Regions from separate parts of the Homo sapiens genome. Here region 1 is linked to region 2. A link is a contact called in ENCODE Hi-C or POLR2A ChIA-PET data. All regions are on one chromosome and are shown on one strand. Each heading gives the region's core, a stretch centred on a gene start or an enhancer-like site at or near the end of the contact. The rest is flanking DNA. Distances are from core to core; before and after follow the strand shown. Region 1 overlaps LINC02541 (long intergenic non-protein coding RNA 2541). Region 2 overlaps LOC105377955 (a long non-coding RNA gene).

What was found. A loop is a pair of places that touch in the nucleus more often than their neighbours do. ChIA-PET counts read pairs that join two places held with the same protein, here RNA polymerase II (POLR2A). Pooled maps may share reads with other maps.
Region 1: a loop to region 2 is called in a map of endothelial cell of umbilical vein, with 13 times the contacts of the local background. The contact joins two enhancer-like sites. A Hi-C loop is called at or near these places in 1 of 168 maps with a recorded cell type or tissue (endothelial cell of umbilical vein), 1 of 37 single-sample maps with no recorded cell type and 4 of 50 pooled maps. POLR2A ChIA-PET finds 5 or more read pairs at or near these places in 1 of 52 experiments (HEK293).

What each region holds. Positions count from the first base shown.
Region 1 is chr6:113,629,773-113,635,038 of GRCh38, forward strand. All of the region lies in intron 1 of LINC02541 (long intergenic non-protein coding RNA 2541), which reads right to left. Among named protein-coding and RNA genes, the nearest start is that of LINC02541, 18 kb to the right of the region's middle. RefSeq lists enhancers at 1,204-1,503, 1,524-1,663, 2,534-2,583, 5,149-5,198. Within about 2 kb of position 1,524, at least 27 of the 41 ENCODE cell types and tissues checked have a DNase peak (open chromatin) inside an H3K27ac peak, as active enhancers do.
Region 2 is chr6:113,182,036-113,187,949 of GRCh38, forward strand. The region is part of intron 1 of LOC105377955 (a long non-coding RNA gene); the gene reads right to left. The region is part of intron 5 of LOC105377953 (a long non-coding RNA gene); the gene reads left to right. Among named protein-coding and RNA genes, the nearest start is that of LINC02518, 250 kb to the right of the region's middle. Within about 2 kb of position 2,341, at least 4 of the 41 ENCODE cell types and tissues checked have a DNase peak (open chromatin) inside an H3K27ac peak, as active enhancers do.

The DNA of each region.
Region 1 (5,266 bases), core at 274-2,773, 450 kb after region 2:
GTTTACCATGCCCCTCATTTTACTTTATCTCCACATCCACTTCTTCCAACCTTGCAGAACCCAAAAACAGAGATCATGTTTTCCTCTAATTGACTCTGAGCCACTTACAGAATCACAAAAGCACCAAAATAGTTTCCTCCCTGTGTTTTCCCTCCATATTCAATATGTCAAAGTGATTATACATCCTGTGTCCCCAATTAACATAGTAGCATTCAATATTTAGTACACTCTGAATACATATTGGTGGAATAAATAAAATAAGCCATGCTGGAACTTTATCTGTTGTTCTTAAAAGAAAGAGAAGCTGCCAGAATTGGAGCTTGATCCAGGGGCTTCCCAGGGGACCATCCTCTAGGGAAGAAGATGTTGGTTTCATAGTTACTTGGTCCATTACAGTTCACAGAGGACAGTGCACACAAAATCAGAAAAGCAGGTGGGCTTATTGCAGTAAACGTGAAGCAATAGCTAGTTTCATTTTGATAGCACAAATTTTAGACCCTACCCTAATGAAACTATAATACATGAATAAAAAATGAAAGTTAATATATGAAAATGAAACCAATCATTACAATAAAAGGATGGGATTGAGGCTATATTTTCTAATTATGAAAAATCTCTTTTATGATATTTAATGTGATTTAAAGGATTTTCAAAACACTTAGTACAAATCTCTATGTAAATATTAATGTTTAAAAAATATTGCAGCCTAGGCAACATAGCAAGGCTCTGTCTCAAAAAAAATATTGCAGACTATTCACTTATGTTACAACATATACTCAAGTGGGAAATTCCCTGGTGACAAAATATCTAGAAAGTATGCCAATAAACACACACACACACACACACACACTTCAATTAAAGGAATGAGCCCATTTAATGAAATGGACTATCTCTTATCATGATATGTAAATAGCATTTCAGTTATAGAAAAAATACTACAAAAATCACTAGAGCAATTTTTTTCATTGCAAGACCTGAACATAAGGTGTATATTTTTGTAACTGTGTTTTTTAGAAAAGAAGAAGTAAAAGAAGAACCACCTGCACCTAGGTGGCAATTCCCCATCACAGGGGGAGGGAGCCAGTCTTGGCCACTGGGCACAGAAGAGACTGCTTAGGAAATCCCTGTGAGCTCTAAAGGAAGTAAGAAAACACAGAAATGCAAAGCTCCAATACTCCCCCACGTATCACAGACTCCTCTAAATTTCCCACTGGGTGTTTCAAGAGTTGGTCCTGGTGAGGTGGGAGGGGGAGACCAAAGGGAAGAGAAAAAAAAAAACAAAGGCCATTTGTGGGGAAGCTGAAAGGACATGGAGGTACAGAGGCAGAAATGGTGGCAGTGACGACATATGGGGCAAATATGCCCAGACCCTCAGCCTCCCCACTGCACCCACACTGTCCACAGGACAATCGGGGCAGGACCTTCATCTGTGTCCTCCGGTTGAGGGGTTGCCTACATAATCTGAAAGAGAAGCGTGAAACTCCAGAAGGGGAAAAAAATGCCTCTTTTGAAGGGGACTTCCCTTGCCAGTGAGGTTTCAGATCATGTTCTGTAACAGCCTACTGGCCTGTGACAGGGCCTCCAGGAAATGAGACAACTCAGATGCAGAGTACTAAGGGAAAAATTTCAGTAGTGGCTTGAGAAAACTAACTGTTGAGTCTGACAAAGCAAAGTTCTAAGATAGTGCGAAGTATAACTAGGGCTGCTTTGAAAAGGAAACCCAGAGAGCAAGGACAGGTGTCGCTTAGTTTTAAAAAATAATTAGAGCTTCTGTTTATTGAAAGCCTACCATGTGTCAGGAGCCTTGCATGCCTTATCTCTTACTCTTACATCAGATGATATGAAATTGACATTATTATCCCCATTCTCATCTGTAAAGTGAGAAAACATACTCAGATAAATTAAGTAAATTAGCCAACATCATCCAGTTCCAGGGCCACGATTCAAGCCAAGGTCCATCCGATACCAATTACTATGCTTCTGCCTTGGCCCTTCTGTCATTAATTCATGTGGTTCACTGTGAAAGTCATGGACTTCTTTAAACCTAGATTTCCCCTTATGACATGGTACAAGTAAGCCTAAAGTTAGATAAAATCATAGCCTATGATGAGCTAATTTAAGCTTCAATCTGTCTCTGTCACTAGCCAGTTCTGTGGAAATGGACAACTCAAGTAACTTCTCCAGGTCTCAGTGTTCCCATCTAAAAAGTGGGGTTGTAGTGGGCCTCTACAGCTCTTGACTTCTATGAGGCACACCGAGTCCTCACATGCCAACATAAAAAAGGAAATTTCAAAATTGTCTTTGTTTTTTAACAAAGTATATGAGGGGATTATTCCAGTTCTCTATGAATAATATATATATTTAAAGAGCCTATGTTTAAAAAATTAAAATGCTTTAAAACATTTTCTAGATGGCCTTACAAATGGAAAAAAAAAGTATTCCTAGCCAACCCTCTGTCAGCAGAAAGGCCACACAGAAAAAAGCAAATCACAATTCTTTACCCCTCTCAGCATAAATCATTACTCACCGTGGGAAAATGATTACTTGCCAGGAAGTAGAACCTATGAATCATTATACTGTTGTCCTCGACCTCTGATAGAGCAAGAATTAGGGGAAAGACTGAAAAGCTGGGGAGTGAACTCTGATTTGACAATAGTTCCACTCATGGCATCGTAAGGCAATGAAAACAGAAAGCTGATCGAGCCGTAGGGCTGTCAAGTCCCGGTGCTGCTGCAGTGCACGTCTGAACCCAGAGCAGAATGACATGGGCCCCTGACTTTCTGAGTCACTCCTTGGGTCTGAGTCTTCACAGCCCCAGAGTCATTTATCAGCAAATAGAAACAATGCCATCCCTGGGCTTGTCCCGACAGTCAACCTACTTGTTAATGCCTGTGTAAGAGATACCCAGCTTGGAAATAGGAGCAAAAGTCACAAGGAAGGGATTAAGTTGCCTAACATCAGCATTCATTTCCTAAAATAAAAACACATGAAAGATAGACACCACAAATATGTGTTCCCTTGTGGTATCAGCAAATATTGTGCTATAATTTCTCTACTGTTGCTAATAAGCTATGGCACACAACTGTAAATTCTTTTTTTTTTTTTTTTTTTTTGATACAGGATCTTGCTCTGCCATGCAGGCTAGAGTGCAGTGGCACAATAATGGCTCACTGAAGCCTCGACCTTTCAGGCTCAAGCAATCCTCCCACCTTGGCCTCCCAAATAGGTAGGATAGGGCAGGTGTGGTGGCTCATGCCTGTAATCCCAGCACTTTGGGAGTCTGAGGTGGGAGGATTGCTTGAAGCCAGGAGTTCAAGACCAAATAGCTAGCACTACAGGCATGAGCCGCCATGCCCAGCTAATTTTTGAGTCAGGGTCTCACTATGTTACTCAGGCTGGTCTCAAACTCCTGGGCTCAAGCGATCCTCCCACCTCTGCCTCCCAAAGTGTTGGGATTACAAGCATGGGAGCCACCTGTAGGTGGGTGAGGAGCAGTGATCCTCCCACCTCTGCCTCCCAAAGTGCTAGGATTACAGACATGGGAGCTACCACACCCAGCTTGCAAATACTTTTTATATTATGTTTTTCTACATGGCCTTTGATGTCTTTAGAAAATGTTTGTTTTAAGCAAGGATCTTTTTGTGACTAAAAGCACAGAAAAATACAACATAGTTAGTATGTTACACACCAAATATACAAAATCCTAGAAACTTATAGAAGGAGATAGGAAAATTGATCTTATAACTAATCTGAATATTGTTCTCTACTTTCCTTAATGTTTTTAAAGGTAGTGAAAGTAAAACTATATTGTTCTGATGATGTAGAAGGGAGAATGTTTAAAATTCCTCCCAGTTTCAGGAGGAGATATTAGAACCTGTCTTTATTATACTGCATTGATTAGAGGGAAGAGGGTATTACAGCCAAAGTGTTACCTAACCATTAGACTTTCACTGTATTTGATCCCACCTTCTTACTAGTTTAAATAAAATTTAAGCATGTACTACCATATATCTATGTTTTTATTTATGAATGACATAATCATTATTAATTTATTGTGAATAATATAAATCATTCATAAAAATTCATCTTTTTAAAGATTATATTTATTAATAATGATACATTTATATATTTTTATTATTCTCTTTTTCTGTACCTCAATAGATCATGTGCACCCCACTTTGGGACCACTGACCTTTTAGCTTGCTTGTCATGATAGAAGTCATCTACTAAAGGAACTCTGGAATGTTTGAGTCTCTAAATAATCTTGTTATAATCCAAAATAGCCTGTTAATTTCAAGATTGATCTTCAGGCGACTAAACTAAGCACTCATAAGAAATCACAAGGTAAAAGAGTTCAGGTCACTGTTTGGTTAGCTTACAAAGAGTTACTTCTATTTCCCTAAATGTTTTTGAATCACTGCCCTTTGGCTCTGAAGGGACAACTAAATATCATCTCATCAGTAATGCCATTTTCCCTCAAGTGTCTTTAACACAGAGCTGTTTCTCTAGAAGAGAACAAGGTTATATAAATGGGAGAGAACATGTCTCCCTCCAAGATAGTTATGCAACATGGGGAAGATTCCACAGAAGAGAGACAAGGCTGAACAGAGATGATGGTTCTTTTACTTGGACATGGTGATAACTTGAGTTTCTAGATAAACTTGAGTACTATTACTCAGTACTGGTACTGTTGGAAGAACACATAAAACGTCTGGCACAATCAGTGAAAGAAATATGGGCCTGGGTCCGGGTGTTAAATGGGTACAGGAAAGCACTAAACCTCTCACACTCACTCTACACCTACATGCCCCAAATCACAAAATTCCCCTACTTGAAGAGCGTACACTCCCCACTCAATTCACTTCCCATTTAAAAGTGTATTTGTTTGCTTTTCTAAAGATTCCTAGTGGGTTGGGGAAACTCACTAAACCACTATTAACACTTAGTGTGACCTTCAGGAAGAGGCCTCATGGACTAATAAATGTGCTAAGAGGATCTGAAATGTTGGTGATGGGGGTGTGGCAGAGAAGGAAGGATGAAAGGGAGAAACCCGTTTAGAAAGCCTATTGATTTCTAAGGGGGTAATGCTGGGGTGGGGGAAAGTAGTGAATAAATTATCTGACAGGCAAGCAACATCATTCACACTTTTGTTTAGAAATCATTCTAATGACAGCCACCCTAAATTTTGGTTCTATGTTGGGTTAGTTCCACAATCACTGAAATGAGGAAGTGAGCTCAACAATTTTGTAAACCTCAGAGTTGACAA
Region 2 (5,914 bases), core at 1,091-3,590:
ACTCAGGACATCTCTTTTGCCAAGATTACTCAAAATTTAGGAAATTACATAAATACACTCAGAAGTTCAAGGGTCAGCTTTTCTTTATCTTCAGTCTTCATCACGCATTTGCAATACATTATAAAGACTGATAGCTTCCATAAGCAGATAAAAAAATTGTTGGGATAGGAAAGTTTAATCGATATAACTTAAAAGTACCACAGATACCTGATGAATGTCAAAATGTCATATTCCCCTTTTTGCTGTGTTACTAGAGCCATTTGATTTTAAAGAAAACGTAAAATGTCAAAGCATCAGAAAATTTCTGTATGGTCTTTCTGTTCAAGGTTCCCCATCTTTCTTGGCTATTAACCAATATACTCAAGAAAAAGCTTTCATCACTCCAAAAAAAAAAAAAAAAATTTCAAGGGGGTTAGCACTTGAGGCATTGTCTTCCTTAAAACACTTCCTATTTGATTCCCTCTGACAGCTGTTTATGTTGAAGATTACTAACATTCCCAAAGTACTTCATAGTAAAGATTAAACCTGAAGATTACAAAGGTTTATGCATTTTCACATACTGTGATGTGACCTTAATCTACTTAAATCTAAAGAAAAAAAGTCATTTTACAAAGACCCATTTAGCTATTTCGACATGATTCTTTATTTTTTTGGATGCTTATTTGGCATATGAGCCAGAAATTTAAAATGTAACAAAAAATATGTCTTGAAAAAAATTAAAAACAGGCATTTGCAGCACGATGGAAAAGTTCTATAGAGCTTTGAGGGAAGTCCATTCAATTTCACTGGCATTCATAAATGATGACTAATGCATTCAAATAGAATGAGTAATTTACCAAATTACAGACATTTGGATGGGCTCAGAATGAAGATGTTGTTTGTTTGGATATGTCCTGAAGTGAATCTCAATGAGGTTTACTTTGTTATGCCTGACTCTACAAATAGACTTCAGTCACAATTTGAACAAAAGCCCTGACATGTAAATAAATGTGCAAATGATGCCCAGCTACATTATTCTTTTTGTCCTCGGACCACTCAGGAACAGTCAACTCCATTAAAAAATATCAGTCACAAATAGATGGCACCATTGTACTTATCACAAAAGCACCATAAAATAGGCTTCTCTTGGCAAGTTATCAGTGTTATACCCATTCTCTTCACGCCACAAAAACCAAGTCCACACATGCTACAAAATACCTCTCCTAGCAGCCATGGGCTACCCTACAAAAAGTGGACCCTCCACACTTGCATGCTAGTGCCTCATAATATTGGCATCTCCTATCGGACAGCACAAGAAAAGAGCTTTAAAATTCAGAATGCTTCTTTTAAAGGGCTTCCACCCACTGTTATGAAGCAGAGATGAAGGGCAACAGCAAACCCAATTTCCAGTCACAACAACATATGCATTGCTAAATGTCTTGTGATGGGGCTCAAACTCCAACACACTTTGGCAGTTTCTGTAAAGGTCAGAAATTCCAGGTGATAATATAAAATCAATCCTTCATATAATTGTTTCATATGTATCCCAAAATGAATTAGACCTACTATACATCTGGTCCAAAAATTCTGAACATTTGCTAAAGTTGACTGAAAAAATAAAAATATAACCTTTGCCTCATAAACTGAATTGAATTACTAACAAATTATTCTAGAGGTAATCACTTCATTACTTCAGCTACAAAATCTACCTAATTGGATTTTGATAATCAGGGGAAATCTTACTACTACCGTGTCCAAAGCAGTTCTGTCCATTTTCCTGCCAGAATGGTCATGATCCTGGCAACTGTTAGCCTGTTCATTCTGAGGCTTCATTCAAATACATATATACCACACCAAATATACCACAGATACAGCAGAAATGGTTCCTGAGACCTGGAGGATACAATCTTGCATAGAAGAGATATGTTGACCAAGTGACTGGAGGATCATAAGGGCTGTAAATTACCAGTACAAAATTCTGTGGAAGATTACCACAGAATTACCACAGATTCCCTTGTTCCCTAGTCTAAGGGAACAAGGATGGCTTCTCTAAGGAGCGATGTTTAAGCTGAGACTTGAAGGGTGGTGCTACTGACGAGGTGAGTAAGTAGCATGAGCAGGTAGGAGGATTCCAAGCCAAAGAAACAGGACATCCAGAGGCTCCAGACGAAGGAGGATGATGTATGTGGAACTGCACCGAGGCTAGTGTGGCTGGAGTAGAGAGAGGCAGGAAGTGTCTAAGGCTGAGGCACCAGAGGCAAGAGTCAGTCAGATCATCCTAGGCCTTAGAAACTTCTTAGAGCCTGTGGGTTTTATTCCAGAGATGACTAAAAGTCATTAGAAGGTGGAAGAGTTTTGCTAGGGCTGCCTTGACGAAGTACCACAGACTGAGTGGCTGAACCAATTCATTTTCTCACAATTCTGGAATTTAGAAGCCCAAGATCATGATGTCAGCAAGAATGTTTTCTCACAATTCTGGAATTTATTTTATCACAATTCTGGAAGTTAGAAGCCCAAGATTGCGATGCCAGCAAGGTTGGTTTCTTCTGAGGGCTCTCTCCTCGGCCTGTAGATGGCTGTCTTTTTCCCTGTGTCTTCACATGGTCTTCCTTCTGTATGCAGCTGTGTCATAATCTCTTCTTATAAGGATACTAGTAATATTGGATTAGGAGCCACCCATCCCAGTGACCTTATTTTAACTAAGTTAGCTCTTTAAAGAGCCTATCTCTAAACATAGTCATATTCTAAGGTACTGGGGGCTACGGATTCAATATATAAATTTTTCAGGGATGCACAATTCAGCCCATACCAGAAGGTTTAGCAGAGGGCAATTATATAACCCCATTTAGGCTTGACACGTGCACTCTGCTTGTAAGTTGGAAAGTGTAGCAGAGGGCCAAGACAGAAGGTGGGCCAAGAGCCAAGGTGCCATTGACAGGGCCTCTTCTGTAATCCAGGGAAGAGACCACAGTGGGGCAGGGCCCCAGCTTTGCTTCCTGGAGACTGGTGAGTATATCCAGACAAGAAGTAACTTGGGAAAAAGGACACCCATCACTTTGTACCAGCAGAGAAGAAGACAAGGGAAGCAGCAAGCAAATAGATTTGTAGCTATGATGTCAGGAAGTTAAGTTGGTTTGTTTTCATGGTTTCTCTTTTAATTTTCTTTGAGGTAGGACATCTGCTGAGAATGAGAAGAGAGAAAATTGCAGATGTGAATTGAGTAGAAAATATTTTAAATTGCCATTTCAGGGAGTGGGGAAGCAAGCTAACAAAAAATCTCATTAGAATTTCTATGCAGTGTTAAAAGCCCCTTAAGGATGAGTGACCACAGATTCAAAGTGGCATCCATGTCCCCTTTTTGTGGATTTTATTTTGCTGTCATGCTTGACTATGTGGGGACAGATGTGGGGATGGTGAAGAGCTGGATTATTCCAGAGTTCAGATTCTCAGGACAGAGTATTCTTCCTGGAGAACTGCAAGAGGAGTTCTGGGCCACAGCTGTTCCAGCTCAACCCCTGGGAATTTCCCAGGTGCTTGGAATTTGAAGTTATAATTTCACAAAAAAAGCCTGGGATGGTAGATGTTTTCTGGCAGTGCTGCTGAAATGAAAACCTCCTGGAAGCTTTTCACCTTGCTGTGTGGCTCCTGGGGACTCCTTGCACATCTTGAGGCTCCTCCTGTGTGCCACAGCTCCACATCTATGCTAGATTCATTGTGTCACGTTTATATTTTTTTCTTTTTTTTTTTTATCTTTTTTTTGAGATGGAGTTTCGCTCTTGTTGCCCAGGCTAGAGTGCAGTGGTGAATGGTGCGATCTCGGCTCACTGCAACCTTCACTTCCTGAGTTCAAGTGATTCTCCTGCCTCAGGCTAGAGTGCAATGGTGAATGGTGCGATCTCGGCTCACTGCAACCTTCACCTCCTGAGTTCAAGTGATTCTCCTGCCTCAGCCTCCTGAGTAGCTGGGATTATAGGCATGTTCCACTACACCCGGCTAATTTTGTATTTTTAGTAGAGATGGGATTTCTCCATGTTGCTAAGGCTGGTCTCGAACTCCCAACCTCAGGTGATCCACCCGCCTCAGTCTCCCAAAGTGCTGGGATTACAGGAATGAGCCACTGAGCCCAGCCTGTATTTCTTTACTTCAGCTATTTCAAATGTCTTCTTGCCTGCATATTTCCCTATATAGGAAACATGCTTATAATTTAGTACAAAAAAAAAGATTATATTCATGCCACATAGCACACAATAAAGCACAAGACATGATGAAGGGCTGCTGCCTTTATGTCATTCTCCTGGTTCACATGCTAAAGTACCACCAGGATTTTGGAAATTGAAAAAAAATCATTTCTCTTCTGAAAAAAATATGGAAATCTTGCAGAGTCTGAACACAAAGAAGGAAGGTACTTTGGGATGTCTAGGAATTTAATGCTTCCATCAGGCCATGTGTGCATGAGAATTCATTCCAAACTGTCCATTGTCTCCCCACAGCAAATGCGCGCGCACACACACACACACACACACACACACACACACACACACACACACACACACAATCTGTCACAGTATTGAGCTCTTCAGAAACATAGGAGTTCAGAGTTCACATATCTTGAAAGGATGGAATTTAAAGATACAATTTTCATAACATAAATTATTTTTAAATAAGCGCTACTTACTGTGTTTTATAGCAGTATGTGGGCTCTTGCTGTGTAATAATAATAAATTACAAGGGATTTGTCAATAAAAAGAAGTTGAATACTGTAAAATATTGTCCAAGCAAAGTATAGGTCTAAGATAATGCCTGAATGTTTTCAAAATATGCTTATCTGAAACTTATAGTTGAGGCAGGCATCAAATTTTCTGAATAACTTCATGATTTCCATGTTAAACATCATGGTATAAACTACAGTAGTAGAAATGGAACTTGGTGTATTCAGTCTACAATATAAAAAATAATACAGTTGTTCTTAAAAATATGTTATCTTTCCATTGTTTAGGTTGAGATTGCCAACAGGTAAAATTAGATGTACAAGCTGCTGAAAGGGAAGAAACACACTTGAATTTAGTTGCTGTTTGTAACTAGACACCTGAATTGGTAGGGAAGGAAGGGGCAGAAATAACAGAACACAGCTAGGTGGTATTTTTATTAGCTAGTATCCTCAGAGAATCATTTATGTGACATTCCAAAGATAACGAATAGGATCCCCCAAGTGAAAGACCCAAATAAGATATAATTATGACAGCCAGCTCCCCTGCAGTGATGGACTTTTCACTAATTTAGATACTTGTTTCTAAAATGTAGTGCATTTCTAGTTTCAGATCACTGAAATAGATATGTCCACAGAAAGTTATAAATTCTACAATTCTTATCACTTTGTTCAGAATTCTTGAAATTGAAGAGAAATATAATCTCTATAACAACTGGGAATAACTGTCACAGGCTTACATAGTCTTCAAATTAAAAGAAAATCCTTTCTCATATGTCTATCAGGTATCTCACCACCTTCTTAAGACTACAGAAGGAAGCAATGCCTTATGTTTTATATAAAGAGAATAAATTTATCTAAAGAAATAAAAGAGTCGCAATCACCTTAAATTAGGGGAGAAGTTTTGCCTCAGGAAGTTTGGCTTTATTTCTTTTCATTGTAAAAACAATTCAGATGTTTTAAATATGTTCTATGACATACCAGGATCTTATTTTATCTGCGAAAATTAATGGTCTCAAAGAGGCAAGCTAAGAGACAGAAAGGAGACACCTCCATAGTTCCACAAAGCTGTTTCACCAAAATTAAATGACTATTAAAAAAACATGTGGCAAACAGATCTGAGAGTTTGTTTTAAATTGGAAGCATTCCACCTTCCAACTCTCAACTGAGTACCAGAATTACTTCCTTCTGCCAGAGATCTGAGAAAATCATGCTGAAGAGTGCACAGGC